Linked DNA regions of Homo sapiens: regions 1, 2, 3, 4 and 5 are each linked to region 6. A link is a contact called in ENCODE Hi-C or POLR2A ChIA-PET data. All regions are on one chromosome and are shown on one strand. The core of a region is the stretch at or near the end of the contact, and the rest is flanking DNA. Distances in the headings are between cores, read along the strand shown.

Evidence for each region. A loop is a pair of places that touch in the nucleus more often than their neighbours do. ChIA-PET counts read pairs that join two places held with the same protein, here RNA polymerase II (POLR2A). Pooled maps may share reads with other maps.
Region 1: a loop to region 6 is called in a map of CD4-positive, alpha-beta T cell, with 6 times the contacts of the local background. The contact joins the promoter of ANP32B here to the promoter of TGFBR1 in region 6. A Hi-C loop is called at or near these places in 2 of 168 maps with a recorded cell type or tissue (CD4-positive, alpha-beta T cell and CD8-positive, alpha-beta T cell) and 12 of 50 pooled maps.
Region 2: a loop to region 6 is called in a pooled map, with 7 times the contacts of the local background. The contact joins the promoter of TSTD2 here to the promoter of TGFBR1 in region 6. A Hi-C loop is called at or near these places in 7 of 50 pooled maps. POLR2A ChIA-PET finds 5 or more read pairs at or near these places in 3 of 52 experiments (CD4-positive, alpha-beta T cell, PC-9 and WTC11).
Region 3: a pooled map shows a loop between it and region 6 (7-fold over the local background). The contact joins the promoter of MSANTD3 here to the promoter of TGFBR1 in region 6. A Hi-C loop is called at or near these places in 2 of 168 maps with a recorded cell type or tissue (breast epithelium and posterior vena cava) and 10 of 50 pooled maps.
Region 4: a pooled map shows a loop between it and region 6 (4-fold over the local background). The contact joins the promoter of XPA here to the promoter of TGFBR1 in region 6. A Hi-C loop is called at or near these places in 1 of 37 single-sample maps with no recorded cell type and 4 of 50 pooled maps. POLR2A ChIA-PET finds 5 or more read pairs at or near these places in 1 of 52 experiments (activated CD8-positive, alpha-beta T cell).
Region 5: a loop to region 6 is called in a map of ascending aorta, with 8 times the contacts of the local background. The contact joins the promoter of TRMO here to the promoter of TGFBR1 in region 6. A Hi-C loop is called at or near these places in 1 of 168 maps with a recorded cell type or tissue (ascending aorta) and 10 of 50 pooled maps. POLR2A ChIA-PET finds 5 or more read pairs at or near these places in 1 of 52 experiments (activated T-cell).

Annotation. Positions count from the first base shown.
Region 1 is chr9:97,981,287-97,985,134 of GRCh38, forward strand. ANP32B (acidic nuclear phosphoprotein 32 family member B) reads left to right here and starts at 2,055. Exons shown (of 7, transcript NM_006401.3): 1 at 2,055-2,323. The coding sequence starts at 2,270. All of the region lies in intron 2 of LOC124902226 (a long non-coding RNA gene), which reads right to left. RefSeq lists silencers at 1,625-2,284, 2,435-2,524, 2,715-2,794, 2,865-3,064, 3,075-3,124 and 2 more and an enhancer at 1,925-2,807.
Region 2 is chr9:97,631,078-97,635,163 of GRCh38, forward strand. It overlaps TSTD2 (thiosulfate sulfurtransferase like domain containing 2), which reads right to left and starts at 2,291. Exons shown (of 10, transcript NM_139246.5): 1 at 2,166-2,291. NCBP1 (nuclear cap binding protein subunit 1) reads left to right here and starts at 2,744. Exons shown (of 23, transcript NM_002486.5): 1 at 2,744-2,838. The coding sequence starts at 2,805. RefSeq lists enhancers at 2,212-2,541, 2,310-2,604, 2,769-3,604, 3,162-3,241.
Region 3 is chr9:100,425,435-100,429,070 of GRCh38, forward strand. It overlaps MSANTD3 (Myb/SANT DNA binding domain containing 3), which reads left to right and starts at 1,709. Exons shown (of 3, transcript NM_080655.3): 1 at 1,709-1,959. RefSeq lists silencers at 1,546-1,775, 1,816-2,045, 2,086-2,205.
Region 4 is chr9:97,695,212-97,699,274 of GRCh38, forward strand. XPA (XPA, DNA damage recognition and repair factor) reads right to left here and starts at 2,129. Exons shown (of 6, transcript NM_000380.4): 1 at 1,910-2,129. The coding sequence starts at 2,081. It also overlaps the pseudogene KRT18P13. RefSeq lists enhancers at 1,521-1,580, 1,591-1,640 and a silencer at 2,191-2,290.
Region 5 is chr9:97,921,242-97,924,856 of GRCh38, forward strand. TRMO (tRNA methyltransferase O) reads right to left here and starts at 1,259. Exons shown (of 5, transcript NM_016481.5): 1 at 1,177-1,259. The coding sequence starts at 1,252. RefSeq lists an enhancer at 862-1,311.
Region 6 is chr9:99,102,553-99,106,699 of GRCh38, forward strand. TGFBR1 (transforming growth factor beta receptor 1) reads left to right here and starts at 2,561. Exons shown (of 9, transcript NM_004612.4): 1 at 2,561-2,750. The coding sequence starts at 2,654. RefSeq lists silencers at 2,089-2,688, 2,779-3,288.

The sequences.
Region 1 (3,848 bases), core at 805-3,304, 1.1 Mb before region 6:
TCTTTTGCCTTCTATTTGCAGCACATTGTGGCTATGTTTATTAATTACTTTGTGGCTTAATACTATAAAACACACATCTATCCTGTGAGCTATGTACCCTAGGGAAAGAGTCCTTCATACCCTCCAGTTGGCCATAAAGAGAGGACAGAGTCTCAAGATTTGCCCTGATGCTAAGGATTAATACCACCTCCTCCGGGAGCCATCAGGTTACCACTCTCTAGCACAGAGCTACCACGTTTAAGACTCCTTCAGCACCATCCCCCCTTTTCCTGCACGAGGACACTTGCATGCTGTTTGGTATTAAAAGCCCTCTGCAACTGTTCCCAACCTACAGCACCAAAGTAGCCCCCCACCATGCTATGACTCCACTCTAGCCAGACTGATGATGTAGCACAAGATGGTGGGCTGTGGAGTCAGACCTATCTGGGTGTAAATCCTAGCTCTGCTTCTTGCTGGACGTGCAGCTTAAGATTCCTGAGCTCCTCATCTGTAAAATGATTAAATTATCACCTACTTCAGAAAGTTGTCTGAGAATTAGAGAAATAATATCAAGCCCCTTAAAGCAGATCCTCAATAATCGCTTGTTGGCTCATGAAACCGATTTTTTGTTTTGTTTTGTTTTGTTTGGTAAAAGCCCTCATTGCATAGCCCTGTGGTTCTCATAACCTTAGTTACAGACCTTTTGTAACCCTGAGAACATCTGTCTCCATTTTCCCTTGTCATAAAGACGTCTGCTGAGACTACAAACGGAGTCAGGGAACTACTACCAGAAAGTTTTTCTTTTCCCATATTCCTTCTAAAACTTTCATCTTCAAATGTTAACTCACTCAGTATTTTAAAAGCTGATATATAATTGGTTTACAACTAAATTTGGGTTGTTTGCCACTAAAACTTAGGTAAAATAGGAAAGGGGGCACTTTCTTAACTTCCATAAAACTTCATGTTAATACATAGAATTTCAAGTTTTTCTTTAACAAATTGTTCTTAGTTTTTGGTGCTTCTTGTCAGTACGATCTTCTTAGATTGTATTTGATTTGACACATTATGTATTTACTTATTGTACGCTGAATATAACGTCATTCCCCGGTGTTCTGCAAAGCACAACACTCATCCCGATCTGGTGCTCTAACCCCTGGGACCCTTTGGGCCAGACCATGACAAAGGCTGCCTGCCAGGTTTCAGCGAAACTTAGACCACCAAGAATTTACACACTTCACAGGGGTGCCCTAAGGAATAAATGAGATTAAAAAAAAAAGTCTGCGGGGAAACCCTGAGGCCCTATTAGAAATGCTAATCGTTTCCTTCTCTAGCTCCTATTAAAATGTTAGAAAACCGAGGGAGACTCTCCTGAACAGGGTGGGGATGCTCGGCTGCTCTGTGGCTTAGCAAGCGACCCCAGCTGCCCTGCCAGGGCCGGTCGGCCGCGATTCCGTCCCGACGGGGGGGATCCTCGGCGGCACTACGGACGCCAGTCTGCCAAGGAGGCAGCGGGGTTCGGCCTGTTGGCCCCAGACTGTGTGGCAGGCAAAAGGTGAACGTCAAAGCCTGTCCCCGGCTTCTTCACATCTCGCGCCTCCGCGGGCGTCGGGCCGCCCCCGTGAGCCTCCCCGGATGGACTGGGTTTTAGGGACCCCCGCAGCCGGACTGCAAAGCTTCCCACCAACCCTTCCCGCGAACCTCCCAGCCCGGGCCGCAAGCCCAGCTCCGGGCGCGACGACGTGGGGCCGGAGGTAGAAGGAGTCTCAGCGCGGCGGGGGCCGGGGGGCGGGGAAGCCCCCCCACCCACGAGAAAGGTCTTACATCAGCCGCCCCACGTGCAATCGGAGAGAGGGAGGAAGTCGCTCCTCTATTCGGGCTGCGCCTTTCCCCAGCCTCCGCCCCGCCCGCCGCGAGTCTCCCCGCCCCGCCTTGGTGCAGCCGCGGCCGCCGAGCCGAGCAGCGCCGCGCGGGGCCGAGTGGAGCCGAGCAGCTGCCGCGCCGCGTCGCCGGTTTAAGCGCAGTGCAGGCCGCGGCCGGGGGCGGCGGTAGTGAGCCCAGCGCTGCGCTCCAGCCCCCTTTTCCCTCCATGGTTTCTCTCCGCTCCCGTGAGTAACTTGGCTCCGGGGGCTCCGCTCGCCTGCCCGCACGCCGCCCGCCACCCAGGACCGCGCCGCCGGCCTCCGCCGCTAGCAAACCCTTCCGACGGCCCTCGCTGCGCAAGCCGGGACGCCTCTCCCCCCTCCGCCCCCGCCGCGGAAAGTTAAGTTTGAAGAGGGGGGAAGAGGGGAACATGGACATGAAGAGGAGGATCCACCTGGAGCTGAGGAACCGGACCCCGGCAGCTGTAAGCAGAGACCCCTCTGGGTGCCCTCTCCCCCGATGACTTGCATGTAATGGTGGCCACCTGCGGGGCCCGGGCTGAGGGTTCGCCGGCCCCGGCGCGGGGAAGAGCGCAGCTCGTGGGCTCGGACGGGGAAGGCGGGCGGGCGCGGAGGGGGGAGCGAGCGCGCGAGGATTAACTCTTTGCCGCCCGCGGGCCCCTGGGGCGGCCGGGGGGAGGCAGCGGTGTGGGGGAAAGCAAACTTTGAGCGCTTCGCCCGCCGGGGTCTTTCCCCTGAGGGAGCGCGTGTGCAAGTGGCCGGCGGCGAGAGAGGGAGGCGGGGGTTGTGTAACGCTGGGAGCCATGTTTGCAGCCTCCCGGGATGCGCGGCCGGGCGGAGGCCCGGCCTGCCGAGGAGCTGCGCGGCCATCCCCGCCTGGGCCAGGCCGGGCTCCGCGCGCCCCGGGCCGGCCGGGGAAGGGGCGCGGGTGGGGCGGGACGGGGGCTCTTGTGGCCGGAGCTCGCCGTGGGCGCCGGCCCGGCCGAGGTCAGCAGTCGTGGGGCGAGGAGGGGGCTTTTTTCTTTTGAAGGGAGCGAGAAGCCCCCTCGGGCGCCTGGAGGCCTGGGCGGGCGCGGCCCGGCGCGCGGAGCGGGGGAGGGGCGGGCCAGGGCGGCGGAGGTGGCGCAACCGCCGCCCCTCCCGAGGCCAAGTTTGAAAAAAGGACGTGGTTCCCGCCATTTTTCAAGCCCAAAAATAAAACTTTCTCCCCCGTTCTCTCGCTCCCTCTTCGCCCTCGGCCTTGCCCACTCCTGCCTCCCAGGGGCAGCCCGGGTCGACCAAGGCCAACCGTTGTGGCGACGGCCTCGCCCTTCCCCCTGTGCCGCGGCGGCGGCGCCCGGGGCCCCTGCCCTTGCCCCGGGAGGCTGGCCCCTCCGTGTGGGCGGGCGGCGGCTCTTCACGCCAGCCGGGGCGCGCCACAGGCCGCCGCAGCGCCATGTTGGCGGGTGCCCGTCTCCCTGCGCCTGGTGAGCCGGCCCACGAGCTTGGCCTTGCCCGCCCGCCCTCGGCGCTGGCTGGCGGCCGCCTCTTCCCGCGCCGAGCCCTCGGTCTGTTTCCCCCCGCCCCGCCGGGGCTTGGCTCCCACTGGCGGGAGCCGCGCGCCGCGGCCGCCGCCGACTCATCCCGTCGCGGGCGCGCTGCCGACCCCCTCCCCCTTCTTAAAAGGGCAACGGCAGGCGGCCGCCCCCGCCCCGCGCCGGGCGCGCGGGATTTTGGGCGGGCTTCGGCTCGGCTCGTGGGCCGGGCGGCCTCTGGCCTCCCACGTGCTTGAGAGCGGCCTGGTGCGGTCGGCCGCGCGCCTTGCGGGCTGTAGGGGCCTGAGGGCGGCCCTCTTGCGGCGCGGCTGCGTGGGCGTGGGTCCGACCTGTGGGAATTGCCCCATTCGTCTCCCGGGTTTAGCGCGGCTGCCCGCCGTCGCGAGCCCCCCCCCCGCCGCGGACCGGCGCGGGCCAGTTAGCGCCGCGGCCGGGTGCCCCAGCGGGCCAGTGG
Region 2 (4,086 bases), core at 1,041-3,540, 1.5 Mb before region 6:
ATTCCTGACTCCTTATTTTCTCACACTATCATTCACTTGTTCAGAAAATACTTTTTTTTGAGACGGTTTTCGTTCTGTCACCAGGCTGGAGTGCAGTGGGGTGATCTCGGCTCACTGCAACCTCCGCCTCCCAGGTTCAAGCGATTCTCCTGCCTCAGCCTCCCGAGTAGCTGGGAGTACAGCTGCACGCCACCACACGCAGCTAATTTTTGTATTTTTTTTTTTAGTAGAGACAGGGTTTCACCATGTTGGCCAGGATGGTCTCAATCTCCAGACCTTGTGATCCACCCACCTCGGACTCCCAAAGTGCTAGGATTACAGGGGTGAGCCACCATGCCTGGCCAGCTTTGCTTTTGAAGTACAATCCAATCAGATCACTTTGCACCACCATCTTTACTACCACCCTAGTTCAAGCTACTATCATTTGCAGCTAGAATTACTGCAAAAGCTGAACTATCTTCCTCCTTTGGGAGCATGAGAAGTAACTATTAAAAAAATAAGTCAGACTGGCCCTGCACAGAGGCTCATGCCTGTAATCTCAGCACTTTGGGAGGCCAGGAGTTCAAGACCAGCCTGGCCAACATGGCGAAACCCCATCTCTACTAAAAATATACAAATTAGCCTGGTGTGGTGGCGCATGTCTGTAATTGCCGCTACTTGGGTGGCTAAGGCACAAGAATTGCCTGAACCTAAAAGGCAGAGGTTACAACGAGCCAAGACCGTGCCACTGCACTCCAGCCTGGGCAACAGAGCGAGACCCTGTCTCAAAAAAAAAAAATCATACTCCAATGACTTCTCAATTCACTTGGATAATGTCCAAAGTCCTCACAGAGCACCTTCCCCCTACCTCTCTGATCTCATCTACCACTCTCCCGTTGCTCACTACCTATGATGGCACTATTTGTGGGTATTCCTGAATGGGTCGTTAGAATATATCAGCGCCAAGAGAGCAGGGGTTTTCCTTTGTTCACCTCTACATCCTCAGCATTCAGAACTCTGCCTGGCACCTAGGAGGTGCTAAATGCTAATAAATATAATATTCGTTGAATGAAATAAAACAGTGATTGGGTAACCAAAGAAGGCCTCACTAAGGACCTGACATTTGAGCTGAGACCTAAGTGACCAAGAGCCAGCCACGCAGATTTAGAACCAGAGACCTTCAGGTAAAGGAAATAGTATAAGTTCCTAAAATAAGAACAAGCTTGACTTATTGTAAGAACAGAAAGAGTGGTTGGAGTACAGTGAGGAGAAGTAGAACCCCACAGGCCATGGCATGGAGTGTGCAATGGAAAGTCGTAGGAGACTTTTTTTTTTTGACACGGTCTCACTTTGTTGCCCAGGCTGGAGTGCAGTGTGCGATCACCGCTCACTGCATTCTCGACCTCCTGGGCTCAAGGGATCCTCCCACCTCGGCCCCCAACCCTCCCCTCGAGTAACTGGGACTACAGGCGCCAAACACTAGGCTCAGCTAATTTTTTTTTTTTTCCTGTAAAGACGGTGTTCGCCTTGTTGCCCAGGTGGGTCTTGAACTCCTAGGCTCAAGCGGATCCGCCCGCGTCGGCCTCCCATAAGTGTTAGGATTACAAGCGTTAGCTACCCCGCCCGGCCGTCATAGGAGACTTTTAAACAAAGCAGTAACACGATCTGATTCTGGATTTGTGTTGAAAGCAGAGCAGGCAGGGTTTACAGATAATTGTTATGTAAAAAGAGGGAAAAGAGCTAAGAAAGACTCTAAATTTTTGGATTAAGCGGCCGACGGATGACGTCATTTACTGAAATGGGTAAGACCGAAGGAGAATTAGGCCGGGAGAGTGAAATTTCAGATGGCCATGGACAAAGCAGATAAGCCAGTATGGTGCTCATAAAGACATCAGGGGAGGGGACGCTCACACACAGGCATATAGGTACCCAATAACCCTTGAAAACAGATTACTAAAACAATCATTTGTTCCTTCCTAAGCAAACAACTTAAGGAAAATGACGGCCAGCCGGCAAGCCCGGAGCCGCACGCTCGCGTCAGGGCCGGCCTTTCCATACCAAGGGGCGGCACGTGCGGCACCGCCTCCCGCCCAGGCCCCACCCCGCATGCCGAGCTTGGCCCAACCTCTCCTCCCACTTTTCCCAAGGCGGCAAAAGCCGGAAAGTGGGAGTAGATGAGCACATACCCGCCAGTCCTGATCCTTTCTAAGGTCTCTCTTCCCTGCACTGTCTCCGCCTAGCAATTGTCACTGCTCACCGCCCTCGAGCCTATTCCCCCGCCGCGTATTTGGGTAGAAAAGCTCGCTCGTGACGTCACCAAGCTCCGGAAGTCTCCTGGCGTCGGCGCAAGGGCCGCCGGGAAAACCATTGAGAGGCCACCGGGAAACCATTGAGAAGCCCCGGAGGACCGGCCTGAGCGGAGGCGGAGACTAGAGCGGCCGCCGGCACGACCCGCCTTCAGGCGTACGACGACCGCGGCCCGGGGGCTCTGAGTGGCCAAAGCGGCGGCACTTTCTGCGTGGCCCCGGAAGGACATAGAGCGGAAGGCGGGAGAAAGAAGTAGCCGGCAGGCGGAGGCAGCCCGAGGGGGCGGTTGCATGTGTGCCAGACGTTCGTAGCCCACTGAGCTTCCTCACGCCGGCTGTCGCAGCGCCTAGCCCCACCCGGCGGCCTCTCCTGCGCTTCCGGGGCCGTGGCGAGCTAGTGCGCCTGCGTGCCGGCCCATCCGCGCGCCTTGCAGCTGTCCTTGCGTCGGCCAGCGGCCAGACAGTTCCTGCAGCGCTTACCGCCTGGCCTCTCGGTTCCGCGGCGCACCGGAGGGCAGCATGTCGCGGCGGCGGCACAGCGACGAGAACGACGGTGAGTGCCTGCGGCCCGGCCACGGAGGCCGCTCCCGGTTGGGAGCCGAGGCTCGGCGTCTTTGGGTGTCCACGGAAGAGACTGGAAGCTCTTCTCCCCGGGAACGTGCGGGGAGCCGCGGAGGGAAAGAGGAGAATATGGTGGCGGTGTGGTCGGGCGGCTTCTAGAAAGCGACTTCTCCCCCGCCCCAGTTCTTTGAGTCAAGGGCCGATCCTCGGGAAAGAAGGCCTGGTGAACCCCATGGGTAGACCCTTGGTCTCTAAGGATGCTTCAGAATTTCGTCCGTAAAACCACGGAGCAGGGAAGCACACCTGTGTCTGTGCTGCCGCCTCTTAGGGACCCACTGGTCCTAGTGTCTCGTTTTAACCTTCAAAGCTGCACCTGAAAAGGGCTCGGAAGAATTCACTGAAGGAAAGGACTGAGAGATCTCATGAGTTGCAGTCTGAACTCTGTTCCGGTAGTGGTTATCCGTTGATTTCACTTCTTTCAAGCTGCAGGGAAAGAATATTGTCTTACCTGCGCCCAAGAGGTCCCTAATAAACAGACACAGGTTACTGCAGATTTTGAACTGGCCGTAAGCGCATTTCCCTTGTGTGAGAGAGAGTGCTAGAAAACTAACTTCAGGCCTCTGAGAGAGTTAGAACAGGGGTTCCCATCTCCGTTTGGATGATTGTGCTCGTGGAGATCAGTGTTGCCTTCATAAAGATGGAATAATTCTAGTTTTAACAACAACAAAAAAAAGATGCTTATATTACACATAAGCCTTACAATCGGTCAAAAACACAAATCCACACACCAAAAAAGTAAAACTTAGAGTAATTCTATTGTTAACATTTTAGTGTATTGTTTTTTGAAGAGAGTGTATAGTAGTGGTTAAGAGATGAGACTTTGGAACCAGAGGGTTTAGGTTCAAAGCCAGACCCTACCATTTACTTGGTGATCTTGTCCAGGTTATGAAATCTCCTTAAACTTTAGTCTGTAATACAGAAGTAATGATATTTATATCTTCTGGTTTTTGTGAAGGTTAAATGAGGTAATACACATCAGCAACAATGATGTTTTATCATTTGCCAACGCTTAAGAGGCGGTAAACGTTAGCAGATGCTGTCAATGTAAGAAAAAAACCCATAACAGACATTTTAAATTGAGTAAATTTTATCTACTAACGTTTGTCTCTCCTTGAGTGTTGTGGCAGTTGAGGTGGAGGCAGAATCGCATGCATTTAGTTTTAATAGTGAAACACCAGAT
Region 3 (3,636 bases), core at 459-2,958, 1.3 Mb after region 6:
GCCTGGCCAACATGGCGAAATCCTGTCTCTACTAAAATTACAAAAATTATCCAGGAGTGGTGGCACATGCCTATAGTCCCAGCTACTTGGGAGGCTGAGGCAGGAGAATTGCTTGAACCCGGGAAGCGGAGGTTGCAGTGAGCCAAGATTGCACCATTGCACTCCAGCAGACTCTGTCTCAAAAAAAAAAAAAAAAAAAGAAAAGAAAAAGAATGAGGACCAGTATAGCTCTTAGTTTAGGGTCTTTATTTTTATTGGTGCTTCTGCCCTGGATTGTTTTTTGAGGGAAGAAAGAAAGGGTTGCGTGATTCTTTGTACATAGTGAAAACCTAGATCAGTTTTTACTTTAGGGCTATGGATAGTGGGAGTTGGGAGGGCAAGCAATAGTCTCAAAAATGTTCAAGGAATTAAAACACAAAAACGGAAAATTGCAAGTGTTGACAAGGTTGTGGAAACTTGGAACCCTCAAACATTGGTGATGGGAATGTAAAATGATTCATTCAGCTGCTGTGGAAAACTTTTTGGCAGTTCCTGGAAAAGTTAAACATAGAATTACCCTATGACCCAGAAAGTCCACTCCTAGGTATGTATCCAAAAGAACTGGGAACAGGTACTCAAATATGTGTACAGGCATGTTCAGAGCAGCACTATTCACAATAGCCAAAAGGTGGAAGTAACCCAAATATCTATCAAGGGATGAATGAATAAACAAATTATAATATACACATACAATGGGATATTAATCAGCCATAAAAAGGAATGAAGTACTGATCCACGCCTCAACATGGATGAATCTTAAATACAGGCTAAGTCAAAGAAACGACACAAAAGGCCGCATATTGTATGGTTGCATTTATATGAAATACCCAGAAAAAAGTAAACTCACAGAGATAGAAAATAGCTGAGTCGTTGCCAGGGTCTGGAGGAAGGAGGGACTGGGGAATTACTGCTTAATGGAGTATGGATGTTTCAGAACTAGATAGAAGTGGTTGCTCAACATTATGAATGTAATAAATGCCACCAAATCGTTCGCTTTTAAGTGGTTTATGTTATGCGAATTTCACCTCAAAAAAAAAAAAAGTTAAAAAGCCTTCTCTGCCTTTCTCTGGGGTTGGAGTCTTCCCAATGGATCCAGGGCAAAAGAAACATCCAGCCACTCTGTTTGCGGGAGGAGCAAAGGGTGGCTTGTCCCGACAGTTTGAGCTGTTGTGCATGCATTTACACACGCATTAATTCCAAATGAGTCAGCACAGTGTCCGAGACAGGTCCTGGGCTCCAGTGAGCACAGTCGCTCTCCTGGGGGAGGCACGTTCCACAAATTAACAGAAGTTCTGATAAACTCAGCATAGGGGGATTCGCTGTCCCAAGTATCAAGGAGTCCTAAAAGAAAAGGGCCTATTTCAGTCGGGGGACCTGGACTGAACTAACTCGTGTTCATGGCCGCCAAATCCCGTGTGACAAATGTATTCTTTTGTTGTTCATAGAAATAAAACAGTTTTTCGGGCCGCTTCAGGAGCTCCTCTGCAAAGGTGGGGAAAAAAGGCAACTAAATCAGCACGAGGACGTCAGCCCGAGGATGTCAGGAGCGGGGTCGGTGCGGACGGGCAGGTGGGCGGGGGGGCACCCCGCGCCCCGCCCCAGTCCCCTGGAGGCCGGCGGCCGCAGCTCGGGGAAGTGGGGACTGGCGCGGGGCCGCGCTCCCGCCCTCCTCGGCGGCGCCGACGGACCGGCAGGCGGCGGGCGGTCCGCGAGGGGGCGGCGGCGTCCGGGCTTTGTGGCCGCGGCGCGCGCGGCGGGGCCTGGCCGGCCGGGGGCGCGCCGCCGCCGCCGCCGCCGCCCGGCGTTCGGGAGCCCGCGGCCCTCCCGGCCGCCCTGCTTGCGAGAGGAGCCCAGGCCGCCCGCCCTCGCGCCTCGCCGGCCCCTCCCCCGGTCGCCGCGGCTGCCGCGCCGCCGCTGCAGGTAGGAGGCTCCCCTTCCGGGCGGGCCGCAGCCGGGCGGGGGCGGGGGTGGGGGGCGCGGGCCGGGCGTAGAGGGGGCCGGGGGCCGGCATGGAGGGTTTTCGGGCCGAGCCGCTGCGACCCCGGCCTTGCAGGCTGGGCGCCGGGCGGCCGCCTCTGCGCGCCGCGATGGGACTCGGTGAGTAGGGCCGGCCTGCTGCCTACAAAGCCCCGGGGCGCGGGCCTCTGGGGTACTCAGTGGCGCGCCCACGGCTGGGAGCGGGGTGGGCTTTGGACTCCCGGGCTCGGGGAGCTGCTCGGGGGGAATCCAGGTGACCTGCAGTACCGCGGTCTTCCCATCCCGGCGTCCCCACTGTGTGCTGATCACTGTGCTCGGCGCTTTTCCATACTTGTCTCCTTTAAGACCTCCAGTGCCCCGCCCGTCCAGAGTGTAACGGGAGGGATCCCTCACTTGCAGGATGAAGGCCGAGCATCACATCCTTGCTTGACTGACCTTGGGAAAGCTCCTTTACTCCGAGCCGGGGCTACTGTTTCTGTAAATTAGAGGCGGGGGTCGGGGGGGCGTGGTATAATATCTACCCTCAGGTACTATTGTGAAAGATAATGTATGTAAATGATAACAGCTAAATTTTGAGCACTCTGTATGTACCAGGCCCTAGGTACTAAACAGTTGGCATGAATTATCATTGAATCATCACCCTGGCGCTGTGAGGTAGTTACTGTAAATTGCATGAATAATCTTTATTTAGGAGTACGAAACAGTGAAGAATTTAGTCTCCCTATTCCGATTCAGGAGGTTGGGTATTTCTTAGGCGTGATAACATTTAACATTACAGACGTTCCTGCAGTATCGAGGAGAGTAGTTATAGGATGCAGGGATATATTTGTCATACATTTAAAACTGGAGGTAGGATAATATCAGGGCCAGAGAGTGTGCCTTTCAGCATGTCAGAGCAGATGATTGTATTCCAAGGAAATTGCTGAATATTAATTAAAAAACATAGTTTCTGAGTTAGGATTGAGGATGGCTGTGGGAGTCCAGGGCCAGAGAGAGACATGGGATGGACAAGGGGGAGAAGAAGGATTCTGAAGTCCTGGAGGAAGATGTAGAGGAAGGCACCAGGGTTCACCATCCCTCCCCTGCAGCATTGCTGGGCCAGATTTCATCCCTCCCGTAGAGACCCGGGCTAGGGGACAAAGGCTGCTGGGGCAGGGGGTGGGGAGGGATGTTATAGGTTGTCTCTTTTTACTCCCAGGCCGCCAAAAATATTCAGATTGATGGAGGGTCAGGTGATTGGGCCTCCTAAAATGCCATTATCCCTTCTCACAAAATTCTTGTGTTTCAGGGCATGGGGATGCTTGCCAGCCCTAATGGTTGATGAGATGCTTAAAATACAAAGGTCTCACTGATATAATGGAAGAGTGCATTTTCAACACCATTCACTGGGTTAGAGAAGTAATGGGCCTGAGGAGATTATTTTGGGTTTAGAATGGGGAGAACTAAAAAGGCTTTGGATCCTGAAGAAGGAAGAGAGGCAGGAAGGGCCCAGGCACTGCACCTGTGGGGAAAGGCAGGAGAAGAAGGAGCTGAGGACTTCACCCCACCATCTGCAGAATACCCAACAGGCTGTTCAGTTCTCAGCTACCAAGGGGGCACCCTTTCCTCTCCCAGTTGGTG
Region 4 (4,063 bases), core at 879-3,378, 1.4 Mb before region 6:
ACCTCCATTTATTAAGACAGATTAATATGTTTTATTCTGCTACAGTCACTCCCCTTCTCTGGCCTCAATTTCTCCCTCTATTAAATGAAAGGATTAGATTATAAACTTGTTTCCACTGTTAACAGCAATTCTCACACTATAATGCCTGTTCATCTCTCTGTATCCCTTCATTAGACTGAGTGCCTTTACTTGTATACTTCTGACAAATAGTAAACATTCCATGAGTACCAACTGGATGGATAGAAATGAATGAACCTACCAGAATATGTAATATAAATAGCAAAGTAAATGAATGGAATGACAGTAAACACAATGAGAATTAAGAAGAGGGAAAGCTGGAGTAGTCGAGCCCATGACTTGAGCAGGATCCTAAACAATGCTAACTCATGCCCAAAACAAAGTCCGATTTCTCTCTGCTGCTATGCCTTGCTGTTTCCCCAGGACCTTAGCACCACTCTTCGTATTCTAAGCAAGTTTTTTCAGTCTTTCATGGCATATGTCATGGCACACAGAGAAAAAGAAAATTGTATAGTACCATGAAATAAAAGTGTCACAAAGATAAAAATCTCAGCACTTACCTAACTCTTGAAACATGGTGGGTTGTACACAATGCTACAATACAGTTCAGTTCTTGGGGAACTGCCTAAGAAATCTTAAAGAATGTTCATTCTACCTTGCTTTCCATGATCAAAAGTTTAATTTAATGTCAGTTTTTGCTATTTTGCACCTTCCGTTCCACAGCCATGTCGTAGACCTGGAAACCTTTATGGAATCATGACTATGAATTAATCAGTGCAAATGAACTTTCTGTCTGACTCTAGCGTGCCTCAAGTTTAGAAAGGAATAAAAGGTAACCACTATAAAGTAGAAAGGATGAGACCAGTACCATCAAAAGTAGCTGGAATTTGCAGTTTCGGTGTTAGTATGAACATCAAGACATGCTGCCAGCCTCAGACTCTTCTCACTCTCACTACATCTGGCTGATAAAAAAGAGTAATACAGCTCTAAACTGTGCTCGACAAAGGGCAGTATAGAGCTTTAGGAACACATGTACTTCATGTTATAGAGGCAGCCCTGAAGAACTGCCTGTCAACCAAACTATATTTTAAGTATCCTGTTAAAGATTATTAGTTGACCCCAGTGGCAAATTCTATAAGAGAATAATCTGCAATGAGAGATCAGTCCTTAATTTACTTCAATCAATAAACACGTTTTGAGCAACTAGTTTTTGCCAAGAAATCGCAGAGGTCACATGTCCAAGAAATAGACTCATGGAATCTATGGATTAGAATCTTAAAGGTTTACTATCCAGTCCCTTCTTCTGATTGCTGAGTAGGAGATTCTGATTGCTGAATCTCCTCTCCTCCACATAAGTAAGCGTTCTTCCAGTTCCTATTTGAGCGCTTCTAGTAACGGGAAGCTCATGAGAAGCAATCCATTGCACTTTTGGCAACTCTAATTGTTGAAAGCTCTCCCTAACAAACACCAAGATCTGCCTCTTCCATCAACTAGTTCTAGGTATAGAGGCCAGAATCAAGAACTAGTCTAACTCCTCTTTCCGGGACAGCTGAGGCCCTGACACCTGGCAGTGGCTGACACCTCCCGGCCGGGGCGGCTGCATCCCTAAACGAAAAATCGAAGCTGCCAGCAGCCGAGGTGCAGCGAAGAAGGCCCGGGGCTGGGGGTCAGGAGGCCCGCGTGCGACAGAGGAACGCTCTGTGGTCGTGGACAGGACGCTTTGACAAGGCGGCTGGCTGGGCGGATTCCCTCTCCGACTCGGGGAGAATCTGCACACATACGCCAGCGGAGTTGACGCGACCCCCGGGCCCCGGGACTCGGCTTGCACGAGCCAGTCTGGGGACCGGGGAGGCGGGGAGAGGGAAGGGGAAAGCGCGGACGCGGCCCAAACCTCCAGTAGCCGCAGCCGCCGTCGCCGAGTAGGGCCGGGCAGCCAGCCGGGCCTGGCGCAGCATCAGTGCCCGCTGCCGCTTCCGCTCGATACTCGCCCGCACCGAGGCAGGCAGCTCCGCGGGTTGCTCTAAAGCCGCCGCCTCCGGCAAAGCCCCGTCGGCCGCCGCCATCTCTGGCCCACTCCGAGGACCTAGCTCCCAGCTCCACGCACGCGCACTGCACGCCGAGGCGAGCCAGCCGCCCTGCACCGCCTCTGCGCTCCCCGCACCCAGCGGCCTTTCTGAGTGAGAGCGCCTGCGCAGTTAAGGGGCTCGGGGTGGCCTGCCCGGGCGCTGGGCGGAGTCTGGGTATGCGCGGACACGGAGTACCCGCCTAACTACCTGCTCTCTTGTCATCCGGGAGAAGGGTCCGTGCTGAGATCATATCTCACGACCTGGTCACCTTTAAAATAGGTCTCGCTTGGTGATTCAGAGTATAGGCTTTGGAGTCAGGCCTGGGTTAAGTCTGAGCTCTTGACAGTTAAAGTCTGTGTGACCTTGGGCAAGTTATTTAACCAGAGTTCAGTTTCTTCAGTGGTAAAATGAGGATAATTATGGAACCATTTACCGAGTCTTTGGGAGGATTAGATTGCCAGGACAATAACCTGGCACGTAGAAGACCTCAAAAAATGGTAACAGTGAGTAGTAGTAGTGCCAGTCATAGAGCCCAACAGATGATAGTCCTGATTTTATGTTGGATACACGGCCTAGAGACACAGCCTTAGATTTAAAATGAGAAGACCTGGGTTGAAACTCCCAGTTAACTTGCTGTGTGACCTCAGGCAAATGCAGGACTTGCTCCAAGGCTGATATGCATAAGGTTGGCTATCTTTCCCATGGAATATTCCTTCAGTGAGGATGAGCTACTGCCAGGTAGACAGTGGGTTTGGATCTGGGCCAAATATCCTGACTTCCCAAAAGTGTGGCTAGTGTAACAAAAGAAACATAGCAGGCTTTCCCAAAAATGTATGCTTTCCCTTTGTTACAAATAATGCTTAATTGAAACCAGAAAACATTAACTTCTAATTACTACATGTACCATTTAGGACTGGCTTTTAGAAAGACAACCTCACACACTGATGTTTCCCACTAATGTTCAATGGTTAACCTTTCAGAAACACAATTCAGTGTTCTAATTTATCGGTCATATATACATAAAGCTGCAAAACCTCGTATAAAGCAGTTACCTGCTGAAATCTTAGGTTGAATTGGAGATAGAATCTCAAGCCATCCCCATCTCCCTTCCCCTCAGATCCTTCTTTCTCCCTACCCATCAATCTTGCCCAGGTGAAACTATTTCAAATTCCATAACATCAAAAGCACAAGCAACAAAAGAAAAAAAGCTGGACTTCATTAAAATTAAAAACTAGGCTGGGCACAGTGGTTCACACCTGTAATCTCAACAGTTTGGGAGGCCAAGGCAGGAGGATGACTTGAGGTCATGAGTTCAAGACAAGCTGAGGCAACACAGTGAGACCCTGTCACTATTAAAAAATAATAATAATTGGCAAGGTGCAGTGGCTCATGTCTGTAATCCCAGCCCTTTGGGAGGCCAACACAGGAGGATTGCTTGAGACCAGGAGTTCAAGACCAACCTGGGCAATGTAACAAGAACCCATCTCAGGAGGTCAAGGCTGCAGTGAGCTGTGATGGCACCACTACACTCCAGCCTGGGCAACACAATAACATCTTGTCTCAAAAAAAAATTAAAGTCGTCGGCAAAGCCTGAGTCCTGTCCTCTCACTCTCCTCCCTGGACAGCATAAGCTTCACCACTCGCTCCACCTTCTCCACCAACTACCGGTCCCTGGGTTCTGTCCAGGCACCCAGCTACGGTGTCCGGCTGGTCAGCAGCATAGCCAGCGTCTGTACAGGCACGGGGGCTCTGGTTCCCGGATCTCCATGTCCCGCTCCACCAGCTACCTGAGCAGCATGGGTTCCGGGGGCCTGGCCGCGGGGATGGCCAGGGGTCTGGCAGGAATGAGAGGCATCCAGAACAAGAAGGAGACCGTGCAAAACCTGAACAACTGCCTGGCCTCCTACCTGGACAGAATGAGGAGCCTGGAGGCCAAGAACTGGAAGCTGGAGAGTAAAATCCAGGAGCACCTGTAGAAG
Region 5 (3,615 bases), core at 9-2,508, 1.2 Mb before region 6:
AAATTAGAGCACATATCTAAAACAAAGCGTTAGGCTGGTTGCAGTGGCTCATGCCTGTAATCCCAAAACTTTGGGAGGCTAAGGCAGGTGGATTGCTTAAGCCCAGGAGTTTGAGACCAGCCTGGGCAACACGGTGAGAGCTTGCCTCTACAAAAATTAATAATAACAAAACAAAGTGTTAATTTTTTTTTTTTTTTTTTGAGACGGAGTCTCGCTCTGTCGCCCAGGCCGGAGTGCAGTGGCGCGATCTCGGCTCACTGCAAGCCCGCCTCCCGGGTTCATGCCATTCTCCTGCCTCAGCCTCCCGAGTAGCTGGGACTACAGGAGCCCACCACCACGCCCGGCTGATTTTTTTGTATTTTTTAGTAGAGACGAGGTTTCACCGTGTTAGCCAGGATGGTCTCGATCTCCTGACCTCGTGATCCGCCCACCTCGGCCTCCCAAAGTGCTGGGATTACAGGCATGAGCCGCTGCGCCCGGCCCAAAGTGTTATAATTAACATTAACTGCCCTGTTAAGATTTTTTTTTAAATTATTTTAACGTTACTAAACAGGTCGTATAGTACCTCACTTTCCAAGTGTGTATGCAAAGAAACAAGCGTGGAAGGTAGACACCAAGATATTGACAATGGCTTTCTCTGGCAGGTTATTTTAATTTTCTTCCATTTGCTTTCCAGTTTCTAAAGCTAATATATTCCTCTATGAAAACGTGTGAGTAAAGAGAAACAAATTCATGCCTTGTCTTTCTAGGCCCAATTTAAAACTATTTTCTCCCCCAGAAACTTTCCCCCTTCTCTGTCCTCATTCCTACAGCGCAGGATGCCTCTCTATGGCATTTATTAATTCCTAACCCGCCTAACACCATCTCCCATACGCTATGGCAAGGAAACCCCTAAGAGAAAAGCCCCTACGCTGCACGTAGCTGCTCCAGCTACTGAGCCAAGACTACGCAGACAGTACAAGTCTTATAACAAAGCGGAACAAGCCAGATGACGTCATCCCGCTCGCCAAAGCACATCACGTGGTCTCCGCAGCACGTGACCCGTGCCTTCGCCGTAGGTAAAAGAATGACGCACGTCAGTTCCAGATCGTGCGTTTTACACCCCTCTCGGCAACGAAGTCCGCTGCCTGGGCCTAAACCTCTCCAGAGTGTGGCACCGCCGGTGTTGGAAGTTACCTGTCTCCAGAGCCGGCTTAACGCAGCCGCACGGGGTCGCTGTAGGCCGAGGCCCCGACTCCTCCAAGCCGCGCATGGCTACTGGTTGCTGAGGTGCCCACCCGACGCATTCAACCTTCCGCTTCCGCTCTCCATGCCTGACGCATGCGCAGTGGCCTCGCCGGCGAGGTCCCGCGAACCCAGGAGAATGTGCGCGCGCAGGGTGGCGTTGAGGGAAGCTTTGAGTTCTCCATGGGGCTTCGAACCCTATCCCGGGCGTGTGCCCCTCCGGGACCCCAATCTCGTTTATCTTACACACAGCTGCTACAGTTGCCCGCCCTCCTAGGGTAGAATGCGACTCCGGCTTCCCGCGCTTTTTGAGAGGGAACACACCTCCATGAAGAACTCGCAACTATGTCTCTCTCGAAACATTATTAAGTAACCTATACGTCCAGTATGACCCTAATTTTTAAGGGATGTGTATATGTAATTAACACAGAGCGGAAGGACTGGACGTTAAGAAATGTTAAGAATTCTCAGGCACCTGTGGTCCCAGCTACCCAGGAGATTGAGGCGGGAGGATCGCTTGAGCCCAGGAGTTTGAGGCTGCAGTGAACCGTGATCGCGCCACTGCACTCCAGCCTGGGTGACAGAGCGAGACCTCGTATCAAAAAAAAAAAAAAAAAAAAAAAAAAAAAAAAAAAAAAAATTATCCCTGGGTGGTGGGAAATTTTTCCATAATATAAGTTATGCTTTGTCAGAAACAACCCCAAATAAGTCTTATTTCAAGTGTGGTGGATGTTATAAAGGAGCCCTACTATGTGCTAGGGGTTAAGGAGTGGGAACTGTTTCTTGTGCTCCACACCTTACCGGAACTGAAGTGAGAATGGAATTATAAGAGTCAACATGCCATGTGCATTGTGGGGATTATTGTCGTTTCTGGACAGCTCTGAGAAGCTAAGAGCTAACAAGAATCATTTAATCCCATGCAATGACCAGTTGTCCTTGCAATGATAGCCTATCTTTTACCCACTTGTAATGCTGTCTCTCACCTTTAGTAAGTTTCTCTGTATATAATTCTCTTTCTGGGAGAAATTTTAAAATCTTTTATCTTTTTATCTGTTAACATCTGCAGTATAAAATATTCAAAAGCATATGAGTCACAGATTGAAAAGTCTAACAACCATGAAAAGATGTTTCCATGTCTGTCCATTTGTCATTGATTTCTGGTAGAAAATAACCAGCAGGAGGAGCCAAATAATTAAAGATTGTGGTTTAAAAAATAAGATAAAACTGATCAAATTCATATAGTGTCTTTTGGCAGGTCATTTTTACAGGACAACTTGGAAAAGGCTGCCATTTTTTTTAGGAGGGACAGCTCTGTGCAGCTGGAGAAACAAGTTTGAAAATCATTGTTTTATATATATATAGCGCGCGCGCGTGTGTGTGTATGTGTGTGTTTATAAAACTGGGCCAGAATTACTGCGCTTGCCACTAGATGGTGGTGTTGCTAAAAATGATAGTCCCGCTTTATCTGTGGAAAGACTAGATTTAAAGAGATATTTGCCCTCCTGGAGGGCATGGTAGACGTTGTTAATCACACAAAAAAATATGTAATTACCAAGTGTGACAAGTACTGAAATGCAAAGCTGATTTGAATATACTAGGGAAATAGATTGCTACTTCTTTTATAGGTAAAATTTCTCTTGACTGAAAACGGGAACTTAAATATGCAGCACATTTTTTAGTCTATGATTTGAAGTTCTTATTATCTTGTCTGGAATTATATGTGATTATTTGCAGTTTATAAGACTTAACCTCTCCTCCAGATGTAAGACCTAGAAATCTGCCTTAAAGAAATGACCTAAATAATTATGTAGTCTTCAGCTTGTACTACTTTGAGAAACACTTCTCAGTAGAGTGATTCTTAACCTCTCATTTGGGTGAAGGACCCCTTTGAGAATCAACTAAAGCTTTGAACCGTCCCACACATCATTTTGGCTATAATATCATATGGTTCATGGGTTTCTAACCTAACATGAGAGGAGGGCAGCACAAAGTCAAGCTAGAAGGATTCTTGCAAAACTTTAATTCTGTCACCTAAAGGTTCTAAGCCAAGAAGAACGCCAGAAGAATTTTAGATGCACAGTGATGTTTAAACAAGAATGGTGAGAAAGCAGAAGTGGTGTGTGAATGCAGGGAGTGATGTAAGAGGGCAAGCAGAAAGGGTCCCGAGAGGTGGAGAGAGAAATTCTGCTTCCTCTAATGTACTGCATTCCTCTTTCCCTCTCCTTCCCCATCTCATCTTTGTGCTCCTGTGCACTGTACGTATGCAAATCTCTTAAGGTCCATCTTAATGCAACGCTGTTAGAACTTGAGACTTCAGTTTACTCTTTTTTTTCCTCTAATTTTGGCCCACTCTGGCAGGTGAAATTGAGACAGAAGCACATTCCAAAGAAG
Region 6 (4,147 bases), core at 1,311-3,810:
TGACAGATTCCTTAATGTGCAATAGCTCATTTAGACCTCACAACAGTATCTCCCTTTACCCTGGGGGATGCTAAATCTCAAAGCAGTCAAATAGTGTTCCCAGACCCACATCTAGTGAGTGGCAGCCAGAATTTCAAGTCGGGTCTGTAGGCCTCCAAAGCCAGAGGCTTCTTTCTACTGCCCATCCAACCTTTCTCAAAAGGCAAATAAGGTCATGCATTTTTATTTACTGAATTTTAAGTAAAGCAGTGTCTTTTGAAGCGGGCCCAGTGCCACTTGCAGCAGAATCACCTGGGATGTCTATTACAAATGCAGATTCCTGAACCTTCTCCACATGAACTGAAGCAGACTTGCTAGGGCCGAGGGAGACCCAGGAATCTGTATTATTACAAGCTCTCCAGGTAATTGGAGAGACTTTACAATTTGGGAACCATGATTTTAAACTAATAATTTAGTGTTCCATTCTAGTGTAGTTTATTTATGGATCTGTGGCTCATGGAAATTTCCTCCTAGTATCAGGAAGATACAACTTAAAAATAGTCTGTTTTTCCTTCCTATTGTATCCACTGAATTCCACGGAAAATGTTAAGGAACTGGAGGTGTGATTAACACTGATTAATCTAGGCTCCGTACGTCAAAGGCACAGACTGACATGAACATACATGCTGATTAGAATCATACAGAGCTGGAAGGGGATGGGCAAAGAAATGGCATTAGCTAAATATTTACTATGTTCCAGACACTGTACCAGACACATTACGTCATTTAAGGGGCCCAAGACAAGTGATTCAATCCCTTTTATTTATAAACGGGGTAGGTACTATTATTATTTACATTTTAGAGATGAAGAAGCTAATGGCCAGAGAAAAACAGTCACTTTCTGAGATCATTCATTCATTCATACAATAAAAATCTCATTAGCTCTTATCTTATGAAAGACATTGCAAATAGAGCAGCAAAAAGGCAGTCTAGGGACCTCAGGTGGCACAAAGTCCACCAAATCTCCATTGAAGAAACTGGAACTGAGAGGGCAAATTGGGACTGGAGCCTGCCAGAAGCCATCTCTCTGGAATCCCTCAGCCTGAGCAAGAGGGGAGTTTGCTGCTGAGGCTGCTGGAGCTGCGGTGTAGAGCAAGTTGCAGGCCTCTGAGCCTGTTGGAGGTTCAGAAAGGTTAGCTGACTTGCTTAAGTAAGTGTCCTAGACAGGAGGGAGAAAGCGCGCGGGTCTCAGATCCCAGCTCCAATATCCACGCCTTTTCCCTTTTCATCTCCCGGAAGGAAGCCTTCACAGGTGGGGAAAATGCTCACCCAGTGACTCTAAAGTAGTGCACAAATTGGCATTAATCAGAACCATTCTGATTCCTGCTATCAAGGTTTATTTAATTCTAAGCTCAAATGACACAGAAAATAAAATTTCCTCCTTAAAAGGTTCTGCGGAAAAATATTCTCTGTTCTACGTAACAGCCTCCTTGGCTGTGTTTGTGTCTGAAGAAAGGACTAGTCTGACAGGAAGAATTACAAATCTGGAGCTCATTTTGGCGTCGCAGAGGGAAGGTGGGTGGAGCGTCTCGCAGTAAATTAGGAATTCAGAATGAAAACGTAGAGTTTATTTGGGTTTTTAGTGACACCTCAGGATTATTATACAGCAGTGTCAGACACAGCTCAAAGTAATGATGACTGCTCCCCCTCCGCCCCGCGGGAGCTGGGTGCTAAGAAGGGGGAACCCCTCCTTTGAGGGGTTGGGGTGGGGATCCTCCCTTTCCAACCTGGATCGGGAAGGGGTTTGAGAGGAGTGCGGCTTGGATCCCCATCCTGGATCTGTGCTGGAGGGAGGCGGGAGGCTATTTGGGGGTGTGTTTGGGCTCAGGATCTGGGTCTGACGCTGGGATCTGAGGACTTTCTGGGTTTGGAACTGGGTGGGGGAGCTGGGTTTGGGGTGACCGCTGGGAGCAGGAGGAAATAGGAGAGTGAGTCGCATGTGAAGGGCACTGAGGAGGGATCTTCGGGGGAATGCTGAAGTTGATGCGTGGACTTGGAGAGGGGAAGTTGAAGTGGATGCAGGGGCCTGGCGCTGCAGCGGATCTGGGTGGCATGTGCTGGGATTGCCAATGCGGAGCTGTGAATGGGGTCAGGGTGGGGCTGAGGCAGTACCAGATCTTCCGCGCCTAGAGGAGGTTAGAAGAAAAGAGCGTCGAACGGCCACAGCCTTTTTCCGAAAGAGACTCACACAGACACACCCATCGCTCTACCCGGCCCTCCGGGGCTAGCGGCTGAGCGGTGCTGGGGCTGGCAGACCCCGCCCCCACGCGGCCTCTCGGAGCCGGGAGCCGATCGGGCCGGGGCTGGGGTCTGGCGGCCCAGCCCCCGGGGAGCGTGGGGCGTGGCCAGAAACCGGCGCTCGCGGCTGCGGATTGGCTGCCTGGCGGGCCCGCAGGCGGGGCTCCCGGCTGGGTCCCGCTTGGCAGCTCGCGGCGGCGGGGAGGCGGGGCCGGCGGGAGCCCGGCAGCCAATGGACGCGCGTCCTCCGAGCAGTTACAAAGGGCCGGAGCGAGGCCGCCGCGGCGGCTAGGGAGGTGGGGCGAGGCGAGGTTTGCTGGGGTGAGGCAGCGGCGCGGCCGGGCCGGGCCGGGCCACAGGCGGTGGCGGCGGGACCATGGAGGCGGCGGTCGCTGCTCCGCGTCCCCGGCTGCTCCTCCTCGTGCTGGCGGCGGCGGCGGCGGCGGCGGCGGCGCTGCTCCCGGGGGCGACGGGTGAGCGGCGGCGCGGCGGGCGGGCGACTGCGGGGCGCGCGGGCCGGACCCGGCCTCTGGCTCGCTCCTGCTCTTTCTCAAACATGGCGCGGGGCCGGGGGCGCAGGTGGCGGCGCCGGGGCCCGGGCCGGGCTCTCGTGGCGCCGCGCGGCTCGGCGGCTGCCGGGCGAACCGCAAGCGGGGAGCGGAGGCGGGGCAGGGGCGTGTGTCCGGGCGCGGGCGGACGTGTCCGGCTGCCCGAGGCCGCCCCGCTCGGGACTCCCCGGGGAGGTGGAGTCGGGCGGAGTCGTCCGAGGTCCGGGGCTGCCCTCTGGGGTGTGAGTGGGCGAGGGCCAGGGGCGGAGAGTGCGAGGCCGGCGGGGACTGGCAGAGCCGTGGCTGCCCGCCGCCGCCCCCTGGGCACGGCGTGACCTTGTTCTGGGGACCCCCGCCCCAAGAGGGTCCGTGCCAGAGGCTGCCGAACCCGGGGCGGGGTTTGAGGTTGGGGTGGAAGGCGGCTCCCGGGCGGGGTGTGAGCTCCGAGCCTCTAGGGCTTCGTCCAGTGGGAGTCGGGGGCGACGTGTGGTGAGACCCCTGGGTCCGCAGGCCGCCCTGACTCCCGCCCGGCTCGACCCGAGCCGACCCTGCTGGAAGGGGCTGCTCCTCCAGCCAGGGGGGCTTTGTGTGAGAAGAAGGAAGCGCGGAGATGCGCGGAATGTTTCTTCTTTCGTGCGTCTGGGGAGTGTTGAAGTGAGTCCAGTAACCAGACGGCTACGGATTGTTTTCATAGTGGAAACTTGAACGTTTGCTCATTCTGCGGGTTTTGGAAATTTTGGGAACGACTGTGAATTGATTAAACGCTTTTTATTTCCTCGAAGGAACATCACTCACGTTGTTCCTTTTCTTGAGTGACAGTTAATAGTTTGATTCAGACATCTGTATAGCTGGTTTTCAAGGAAGACTGTTGGCTGGATTTTTCAAAATAGTAAATCAGGTTGGGGTAGGTGGTTGGTATCCACAAAGGGATGAGTGAAAAACTTCGTTAGCAGCTGAACTGAGACACTAGAAGCTAAAATACACAGCCTCAGTGTTAGCAACTAAAATGCAGTGAAAGTACATTTCTGTTTCTGAAACTGGACAAAAGATGTTGAAATTTTTTTAAAAAATCAAGACTGACGGTGACGATTATAATCAGTCCTAATAGCTACCGTCTATGTATTGTGCATTACTACGATGTAAATGCATACACTATTGTATAATTACATTATTTAATCACCACAAGTAAACTCCCAGGAGTAGTGGCATTTGCCCCACTTTACAGATGTGCAAAGTGGGGTACAGACACGTTAAGTACCCAATAACTTAAGTGCTAAAGCTAGGATTTTCACTCAGATCTCAGTTTCCCAAACCTGTATGTC